2 separate regions of the Mus musculus genome follow, and region 2 is linked to region 1. Evidence: chromatin loops called from intact Hi-C (ENCODE). Cell type or tissue: left cerebral cortex. All regions are shown on one strand.

Region 1 (5,000 bases):
CTTTAGGTGGCAGGTATCAAGGTTGCTTTAAACTGTCCAACATATACCTGATACAGATGGCTAATGAGAAAGGAGAGAGCAAAGATGCAGTTAAAGGGGCAGGGTGTGAGCTGTTCTTTGGGAAGAATACCTCCTGGCTGGCTTTCTATCTATGTACTGAGGGGGTCCTGTGATCAGTTGAACTCCAGGTTCTTGGTGGCTTTATTAAATAACTGAGAAAGTGCACATAGTTGATAGCAGCAGTTTTTATTTAGAAAAGAGAAAAAAGAAAAAAGAAAAAAGGCAAATACATTATAGGGAAAAGGCAGGTTTTGAACAACATGACTTTAGAACCCTAGTTATTTTTCAGGGTTGTCTCTTATGAGTTTACATGGAGAGGAACTGATCCCCAGGGGCAGGAACTAGGTGGATCCTTTCCCTGACTGGCAGCTGGATTGTTATAGAACTTTGGAGGTTCTCTCTCTGTCTTTCTGTCTCTCTGTCTGTGCCTGTCTTTCTCTCTCTCTCTCTCTCTCTCTCTCTCTCTCTCTCTCTCTCTCTCTCTCTCTCTCTCCCTCCCTCCCTCTCTCTCTCTTTCTCTCTCTCTTCCTCTTTCTATCTCCCTCTCTGTCTCCCTCTCCCCCCTCTCTCTTTTCCCCCATCTCTCTGTGCTATACATTCCATGCTTTTAAATCACTATAATCCCCACCATGCATCCACGTGTGATGGTAAATAGGACTTTCCCCTGACAGGTTGCTTTTAAGAACAGACTTGTATTATTTATAGTAAATGCCCTTCTGCCAAGGGCAGTTCTGGCTTAAGCTAGCCTTACTTATCTCTCTACAAGGAAATACTTGACCAAAATTGCTCATGCATGGGGAGGAGCTGGGTGTTGTCCTATTGGAAAGGATTGGACACTGTTTATTGTTGAGACTTGTCAAGGTTAAGATTAGCTTTCAAAGTATTGAAAGGTGCTTTGCAAGTAGCCAACAAGGGAGAGCAATTTATAACCCATGTAGCTGTGACACCTATGAACAATTAGTCACCAGCATGGAACCATATCCCTAAAAGTGCCATAGTGGTTGTCTTAGTTATGGTTTCATTGCTGTGAAGAGACATGACCACAGCAACCCTTATAAAAGAAAACATCTAATTGGGGCTGACTTACAGTTTCAGAGGTTTAGTCCATTGTTATCATGGCAGAAAGCATGGCAGTGTGCAAGCTTGGTGCTGAAGTTGCTGAGAATTCTGCATCCTGATCCAATGGCAACAGAAGGAGACTATGTGCCACACTAGGCCAGCTTTACACACCTTTAATGCTCTTGATAGGGGCCTTGCTGCACATTAGCCACATCAGAGATGCTGAGTACAAAAGAAAGCCATTAACAGCACTGCATAACACAAAAAAATAAAAAATAAAAAGTAGCTTTCAATTACATCAGTTAATTAAACACTGCATAACACACAATCTTTTTTTAAAGTCGCTTTCAATTACAGTTTGGTACTTTCATTATTTTCCATCATAAATGTTGAAGAATTTTCTCCTCATGGAGGGAGGGAGGAAAGGGTGTGGAGTCTACCCAAATGCTCAGAGTGGCTCTTCAGCCAGGAAGCTCACTGTCTGGGAAGTTGGTCTTCAGGCTCACAGCGTGGCAAGGAGCTTCCTGGGATGACATGGAATCCAAAAGTCAGAGTAAGGTTAGTTTCACTGCAAGCTGTAGAACACTGTTGTGTGTCTCACTCGCTGCTCTCTGCTTCATGTGTTCACCAAACAGTGATGACAGTCACTGCCCCAGACCAAAGCAGCGGGTCTCAGTAGACCACGACTTGGTGCTCCAGGGCAGGTGGAATCCCTAGGCAGAATCACTCCAAGTGCAAACAAGCTGTTTCTAAGAACCTAGAGTCACCAGGTTGGGGGAGTTGGCATTAGACACACCTTCATTCTGTGAATTACTCTGGACTCTGTGGGGGGGGGGCGGGGGGGGAGGCATCTCTCAGATTAAAGTGCCTGGTTATTTGTTTGTTTCCAAGTTAAAACATCCTGACCCTGACTATGTGCCACTATAGTGCCACTTCCTATGGCCAATTATTTTAGCACATGAATCTCTGGGGCTATACTTATTCAAACCGTATAGCTTGGTGTAAACCATAGCTGTCTAATCGGACTCAACGCCCACTCAGCAGGAGGGAAATCATGCCTGACACTGTGAACCTAGCCAACATCTTGTAGCTAGTGAGGTCATGGATCTTAGAGGAGAATCTATTACTGCCACTTTCCTAAACTAGTATAATTCCTAACTGTACTCTCAATATTTAACTTCACACACACAGATAGGTATGGCTCTCACATCTCACCCAAGAACCTTCTCTTTGCAGCAGGGATTATTACAGAAAAATCACAACTGATCAAAGTACAGAAAACAACTGATCACAAGGTACTCAGCCCCAACTCATAAATATACAATACAACCCTATACTGGTGGCTCAGGAAAAACTGTGTCATTGGGGACAGAAAGATTGAATCACCTAGAAAACCAGGAAATCAGTTGTGAGATTGTGTCTTCTGGTATGACATGGGAGTCATGAAATCTCAATAATATGGTTGACCAAACAAGACCTGAACTATGACATGTACCAGTTAACAAGCCAATGTAATTGGAAGAAATCTAATGAGGTCCCACCCCTAGATGAAGACCTATAGACAATTAATGATTTCTTAGAGAGGGAGAATCTGTTTTCCCAGGAATGTGCCCCCTAAAATACAGAGAGACATAGAAGACATTAAATCGAGTTAGCTTATATGTATGTAAACATTATTTTACATTTCATTGTAACAAAAATTTAAGAAGATATTAACATATATAACAATAATAATGAAAGAAAAAGAAGCTATGGATTTTAAAGGGAGTGGGTGATAGAACATAAAAGGAGTTAAAAATCTATAATTATCTGCAGGAATTGAGGTTTTCCTTATTCTTACCCGCCTCAAGATGGCACCAGTGTTCCTGGAAGGTCTCCTACTTTTAGAAACCCATACTGCTGCTCATTGGCCTTTTCTAGAGCACAGAATCTAACCCTTTACTTTTGCAGAGCATGTTTTATAATCAGAGATGGTATAAAGAAAGTGAGTATTTAGATACAGACAAGTATATAACTTGTTAACATCGGGTTATTGAAAGCTATTTGTCTGTGTAAGGATGGCGGTAGAGGGACCTTCAAGATCTTGTCAGTTAAAAGAGGCACCTTTGGCTGACTTAGCTGTTACCTAACTGTCCTGATTCCTGGGAATGTCAGAGGTGCCATAGTGGTGCCTTAACGTAAGCGATTACTCCTGTATTAGTTACATTTGGGTCACTATGATAAAACACCATGACTAATGCAAGAGTTTTTTTGGGCTTAGGGGAAGTTAGTAATGGTGGAGTGAAGACAGCAGGGTGCTGAAAGATTACATCAATAACTGCATGTCAAGAAAAGAGAGTGAGTTGGAAGAGGGGTGACTCTATGAACTCTCTAGACTACCCCTGTGATGTGCTTCCTCTATCAAAGCTGCACCAACTCCCCAAACATTACCAGCCACTGAAGATCAAGTGGTCACATACACAAGCCTGTGGGGGATATTTCGCATTCAAACTCCCGCAACTAGGTCAGTTTTAACAAATGGTAAGCAACATTGGGCATCTGGATTGTACAGATGTGGCTGCCATTTTGTCCATTAAGGACTAGACAAGGTAGAATGTGACAAATGAAAATTGGTTCTGCTCTTCACAAATCAAGGAGTCGAGTGTGGCTACACTAGGAAGTAAATAAGTTAATTCCCAATGTTAACTTTACTTGAGCCCTGTGCTGTCAGAAACCATCACAGTTAAGAAATCCTGTAAGCATTTTGAGTTCATGAAACAATGAACAGGAAATAACTTCCCTGGGGCTTAAGACTTTTAAGTACGATTGGCTCTCCATTCTGTCAATGAATTCCAACCGTCTTAAAGTTTTCTTCCTGGTGTTCCTGTGACAAGTCCAAGAGTATACAGTCTCCAAGAGTATCACTTCCACACTCCCATCCTTTGTCTCATGATTGATTACCTGAGATTATGGCTTTAGTTACACATACAGAGACATTTTCCCTTCAACTAATAGAGACTTGCCGCATTGCAGAATCCTGACTCTGTCATCTCACTTACACTTGTCTGGGCCTCCCCATGAAAGGCCTGGCAGGGTCTTGCCAAGACACTGCAATGTTCTATTTCAACTGCCTGGACAAAGTCCATTTCCTTATCTTTGCCTTTGGCAAAGCTTGCAATAGTAATCCTTACTGACTGTGGGTGGGTAAGGGTTAACCTTGGCAGAAATGAAGCTTCCCTTATTTATTGCTTCTGAAGTTTGTTACAGAATTTAGAATGGGTGTTCTTGTAAAACTTGCAAAATACATTATTCCCACCTAACTTTCCTCTTCTCTTTGCTTTGGTAAATCTGAGTTACCACATTTTCAAAGCTCGTTGGATACCAGTACATCTCTTGGCCCCAACTCTGGTCTGTCTTAAGATCACCCTTAGTAGGCACTGCTGTCCTTCTTACCTGCCAAGGTGCTGACAGTGTTTGAAAAGGGCAGAAATTCTTAATACAGAAATTCTCTAAATGTTTTAAAGGTGGAGTGAGGGCACAGAACTGATCTGACAAACGTTGGAAGGCTTTGCTCTACAGCCAGTCAAACATTGCTCTCCACATTTGCATTTTACTCAGCACTATCATTCTGTTTTTCTACAAACCTGTTTATCCTCTGAGTAATTGTCTTATGGAAGAAATATGTATTTCTTTCATTTTATTTGTCACAAAATTAAAACACCTCAATCACACCTCTATACTACCCTAAAAGACATGCTTTATTCAAAATAGAATTCTACACGTAGCAAGGAAAGTTTTCTTTTCTTTTGGTTTCTGTTCTGTTTTTGTTACTGAAAGAGCAGTCTAGAGATTGGTAAACACTCCTCTGTGTGACCTTCATTGCATCAAGTCTATGTTGTGGA
Region 2 (5,000 bases), 350 kb after region 1:
AATGGAGTACTACTCAGCTATTAAAAACAATGAATTTATGAAATTCCTAGGCAAATGGTTGGACCTGGAGGGCATTATCCTGAGTGAGGAAACCCAATCAAAAAGAACTCAAATGATATGTACTCACTGATAAGTGGATATTAGCCCAGAAACTTAGGATACCCAAGATATAAGTTACAATTTGCAAAACATATGAAACTCAAGAAGAACCAAGACCAAAGTGTGGACACTTTGCCTCTTCTTAGAATTGGGAACAAAATACCCATGGAATGAGTTACAGAGTCAAAGTTTGGAGCTGAGACAAAAGGATGCACCATCTAGAGACTGCCATACCTTTGGACCCATCCCATAATCAGCCTCCAAATGCTGACACCATTGCATACACTAGCAAGATTTTGCTGAAAGGACCCAGATATAGCTGTCTCCTGTGAGACTATGCCGGGACCTAGCAAACACAGAAGTGGATGATCACAGTCAGCTATTGGATGGAACACAGTGCTCCCAATGGAGGAGCTAGAGAAAGTACCCAAGGAGCTAAAGCGGCCTGTAACCCTATAGGTGGAACAACAATATAAACTAACCAGTACCCCCTGGAGCTCATGTCTCTAGCTGCATATGTATCATAAAATGGCCTAGTTGGCCATCAGTGGAAAGAGAGGCCCCTTGGTCTTGCAAACTTTATATGCCCCAGTACAAGGGAACACTAGGGCCAAGAAGTGGGAGTGGGTGGGTAGGGGAGTGGTTGGGGAGGGTATGGGGGACTTTTGGGATAGCATTGGAAATGTAAATGAAGAAAATACTTAATTAAAATAAAATAAAAAATTAAATAATAATAATAATCATAATCATCATCATCATCATCATCATAATAATAATAATAATAGAATTTGCTATATCCATGCACTCACATTGGGCAGGTCACAACCACCTGTTACCTCCAACACCAGGGGTCTGGCCCCCTCATTTGATGTTCCCAGGCATCTGCGTGCCCGTGAGGCAACATACATGTAAATACACACACACACACACACACACACACACACACACACACACACATTTTCTTTTAAAGCAAAAGAAGGGCCAGGGGTGGTGGCACATGCCTTTAATCCAAGCACTTGGTAGACAGAGACAGGTGGATCTCTGTGAGTTCAAAGACAATCCAGGGCTCTGTTACATAGAGAATCCCTCTCTTAAAAACCACCACCACCACCACCACCACCACCACCACCACCACCACCACCACCACCATCACCACCACCACCAAAACTTGTTAAGTGGCTCTTTCTTTTTCTAAGGGAAAACTGTGATCAGAATATATTGTAAAATATATATATATATAGTTAATAGGAGCTCTATGTCTGCATTTTTTCAGAGAGATGGGCAAGATGGACAAACACATAACTTCACTATCAATCCATTGTTCTTTTGAATCACATTTTAAATTTTTTCTGCTGTGTGATTTTACAAAGAAGCTATATCACATTTCCTTACAGACACACACACACACACACACACACACACACACACACACACACACACTTGCCTTGAATTTCTCACTGTCTCAATATTCCTTTGGTTAGAGCATTGTTTTCTATTGACAGTTGCTTAGCATGACGTACAGTTCCTGGTTACATTCCCCCAGTCATTAAAGTACCTGCTGCGAAGTTTCTATTTTTAAGAATAGACATTTCAGGCTGAAGTGGTGGCTCAATGGAAATCACACTTACCATGTAAGTGTGAGGGCCAGACTTGACATCCCCAGACTCACACAAATCCTGGACAGCCATGGCAACTGCTTATAATTTTACCATTCATAAGGCCCGGAATCCAGGGCCATCTTGCTAGCTAAGCAAGCCTACTTGGTGAGGTTTGGTTTCACTGAGAGACCCTGCCTCAGTAAATAAAAGCGGCGATCTATCAAGGAGAACATGTGATATCAACATGTCCTTTAGATGCACGTGTGTGCTCTCACACATAAACACACAAAAGGATGAAACTTTGTAGAGAAGAGAGAGGAAAAAGGGAGACATTGTAACCTTAGGAAATCCCAAGGTCAAACAAAGATGGGACGAGAGCACAGAGAGAGGTGGGCTCAGCAAAAAAAGTATGGCAAGTCTCATCTGTGTCACATGTGAGATTAAAAAATCTGTGTCTAGCTAACCTGGAAATCAAGGTAAACATGGAGACTGTTGCCTTCTGTACCTCTCTTTGTGACAACTAGGGTAATTTCTGTCACAAATCGATTTGTGGCAGAGGAAGAATCAAGGGAACTCTTCTTATAAGTCTCCAGGACCGTGATTCTTGTTCTAACACATACTTGTATAAGCATTTCAGATTTGATACTAGCTATGCTAGACAACACAACTCTACTGCGGAAAGAGGTTTGATGTCTGCGATTTTACAGATGGATCCACTCTGGATGTAAACTAGATCTCACTTTGACTTTTCCAAAAAAATAACATTTCAAACCTTCATTTTAATCATCCCCTCAGGATACAGATTCCCTTATTTAGTGACAGATTAAACCAGTAGCCATCGAGATTTCAGTCCATTTAAAATGGCTACAGTTGGCTACTGCAGCCAAATCATACATTTAATATCCCTTAATTTCCAGATCAAATTTCACAAGGCTCCCTATCAATATGTCTGCTTCCACCCACATTTCAGAACTTTTCAGAAGCCAAATGATGCCCTGCCCTGATTTATGTGTACCTGGACACCCAGAGGCTTCTCTGCTCTCCATCAGTCTTTAAAGTCCAGGAAACATACCTGAAAAGAACTGCAGTGCAGTGAGTTAGAACAAGCTTGGAGTTTTCTGTTACAAAGCAAGCTGCGTGACCTGATACATGCTGTGGGTCTGGTGGTGGAGTGATTTCACCTTAGACTCAGCAGCCCCTGAGTTCTGCTTTGTGCTTTTCCAAGTCATGAATATACCCTGAAAAGACTTTTCCCTAAAGCACTACTCCAGGGGAAGGTCAAGATGTACTTCGCTTACATTGACACTTCTTCCCCCATCAATGTTAGGTGATGTTGTATTGGCTTGTATTTTATACTATTAATTTACAGAGTCAGAAGCCTTTGTAGCCCCATATAATACACTTAAATATGATGACTATAACATCTTCTCGATATTAATTAGGTGAACCTCCAGGCTTATAAAAAGGATCAAGTCTTCCTTGTCAGTTGACACGAGGCTTCCTTCCATGGCTTGCTCTGGCCAATAAAACGTGTTTAGAAATATCAGCAAGCAGTCTTGAGTGTGAGAGCTATGTTTTGTATTTTGTGGTTTTACCATGATGCTTTTTCCACAGCTCTTGACCCACAAGCCCCAGAGAGAATGGTTCTTGAGCCTGGGTGGGCTCCAGATGCAAGACCCACAGCTGATCTGTGAGTGTTACACACAATGGACGAGAAAGGAAGTGCTGATGTTGCAAGCTATTCAGATTTGGAAGTGGGGTATCTTTTTACCCACAGTATAATTCAGTCCCAGGTGAATAAGGTAATTAGCATTCCTTTTAGTAGCAGAAAACTATTTTAAGAATAGAAGGAGAAAGAATAGGAAGAAAAAAAAGAATAGAAGAAAAGTCAGTCACCAGGAGTAAAATGTTACAAGCTTTAAGATTCTTGGTTTAGCATCTTCTTAAGTCCTTGGTAGGATATTGGATGCCTATGGTTAGAGGCACCTGATAACCTTTTTTCTTCTTCTTGCCAGGATGAATAGGTCTGAAATTTTAATACCCCCCCCCTTTATAGCCCACCAGTAAGCTAGCACTATGGGCTTCTCTGGTAGGGGTTTATATTGTTGGAAGACAATTGGAAGAATGGATTGTCTGAATTTGTAGTGGTGCTCACAGTAATGATTGGGTGTGACATTCCCAACAGAATTACGGCCAAGTACAGAGAAATAACTAAAGTGAACTATCTAGTCAGGCACAGTTGAGACACACTCTATATCAAAGGGTAATGTCATTTTGGCAAGTCAGCAATTACCTAAAAAAACGAGACTGAATGTGGTGCAAGCGAGAACTTCCTATCTTCGGTAAAGCATGAAGACTTTGGTTTTGAATTCAGGCACACCTCTCATAACTTAAACTCTGCATTTTAATGTCCGCTGTTGTCTTTGGAAGCCACGTGATGAATGGGTATGTCCTTCAGCCAGTCCGCATTTAAATTCAGGGTACATGGTAAATGCATGCATCTTTCTGCCCCTCTGCATTTAAAGATTTCCCCGTAGCTTATTAGTGGCTCGTCCTTGGGAGCTGTTTACTGTTTCTCAATGTCAATGTCTTCTGTTGAAATAAAGGGGCAGTGATAGCACCTGACTCAGGTCATTGCAAAGATAAAAGGAATCAATGAATACAAAGTCTGGTAAAAAAGCCTTGGGTGCTTAAATAATGTAAGCTATCATCACAGGGATGCATCTTTCTCTCTCTCTCTCTCTCTCTCTCTCTCTCTCTCTCTCTCTCTCTCTCTCTCCCTCCCTCCCTCCCTCCCTCCCCCCCTCTCTGTTCCTCTTCCTTTTTCAATTTGTTATGCAACTTGAAGTAGCAGCAACTGAAGATGTTTCACGAATTAGCTACTTCAGGTCAATATCTTCTTGTGAGACCACTGGAGTCAAGAACAATGTGTAACCAGCAGCTACTAGGACAATGCATAGCAGCTGGGGTAACGTGCTCATCATTTAGTTATTTGGGTTGAAGTTCTAATTGCAACGTGACTTCCTTGTTTTCTATACCAGGACTTCTTTCTGAACCTTGAAAACTGATTTTACAAAACAGATACTAGACAATAAATCCTATCACATAGAAAGGAGAAGGTCTCAACCTCTGTGCTCCTGAAAAGATGGCTGTTTTTCAGACAGCTATATGAGCCCCTTTCTCTTCACATAGCTGCTATTGCTTTTAAGAGCCATTTTGAATGTTGCAAAAGCATATTAGTTTAGTATCAAATAATCAGTTTGTTCCTCTATCCATATGTATATATACATATGTATATATACA

Evidence for each region. A loop is a pair of places that touch in the nucleus more often than their neighbours do. Peaks named below come from ENCODE experiments on the same cell type or tissue, not always from the same donor. Only the 100,000 strongest peaks of a DNase experiment are listed, where the experiment ranks them.
Region 2: a loop joins it to region 1, with 7 times the contacts of the local background. A loop is called at or near these places in 3 of 42 quality-filtered maps.

Annotation. Positions count from the first base shown.
Region 1 is chr2:136,834,072-136,839,071 of GRCm38, reverse strand. No RefSeq gene overlaps it. Among named protein-coding and RNA genes, the nearest start is that of Gm46767, 4.0 kb to the right of the region's middle. In left cerebral cortex, a CTCF peak has its summit at 2,959 (motif pointing right); a DNase peak (open chromatin) is centred at 3,008; H3K27ac peaks cover 243 bases.
Region 2 is chr2:136,486,480-136,491,479 of GRCm38, reverse strand. No RefSeq gene overlaps it. Among named protein-coding and RNA genes, the nearest start is that of Gm32546, 2.6 kb to the right of the region's middle. In left cerebral cortex, no CTCF peak of the experiment used is centred here; no DNase peak of the experiment used is centred here.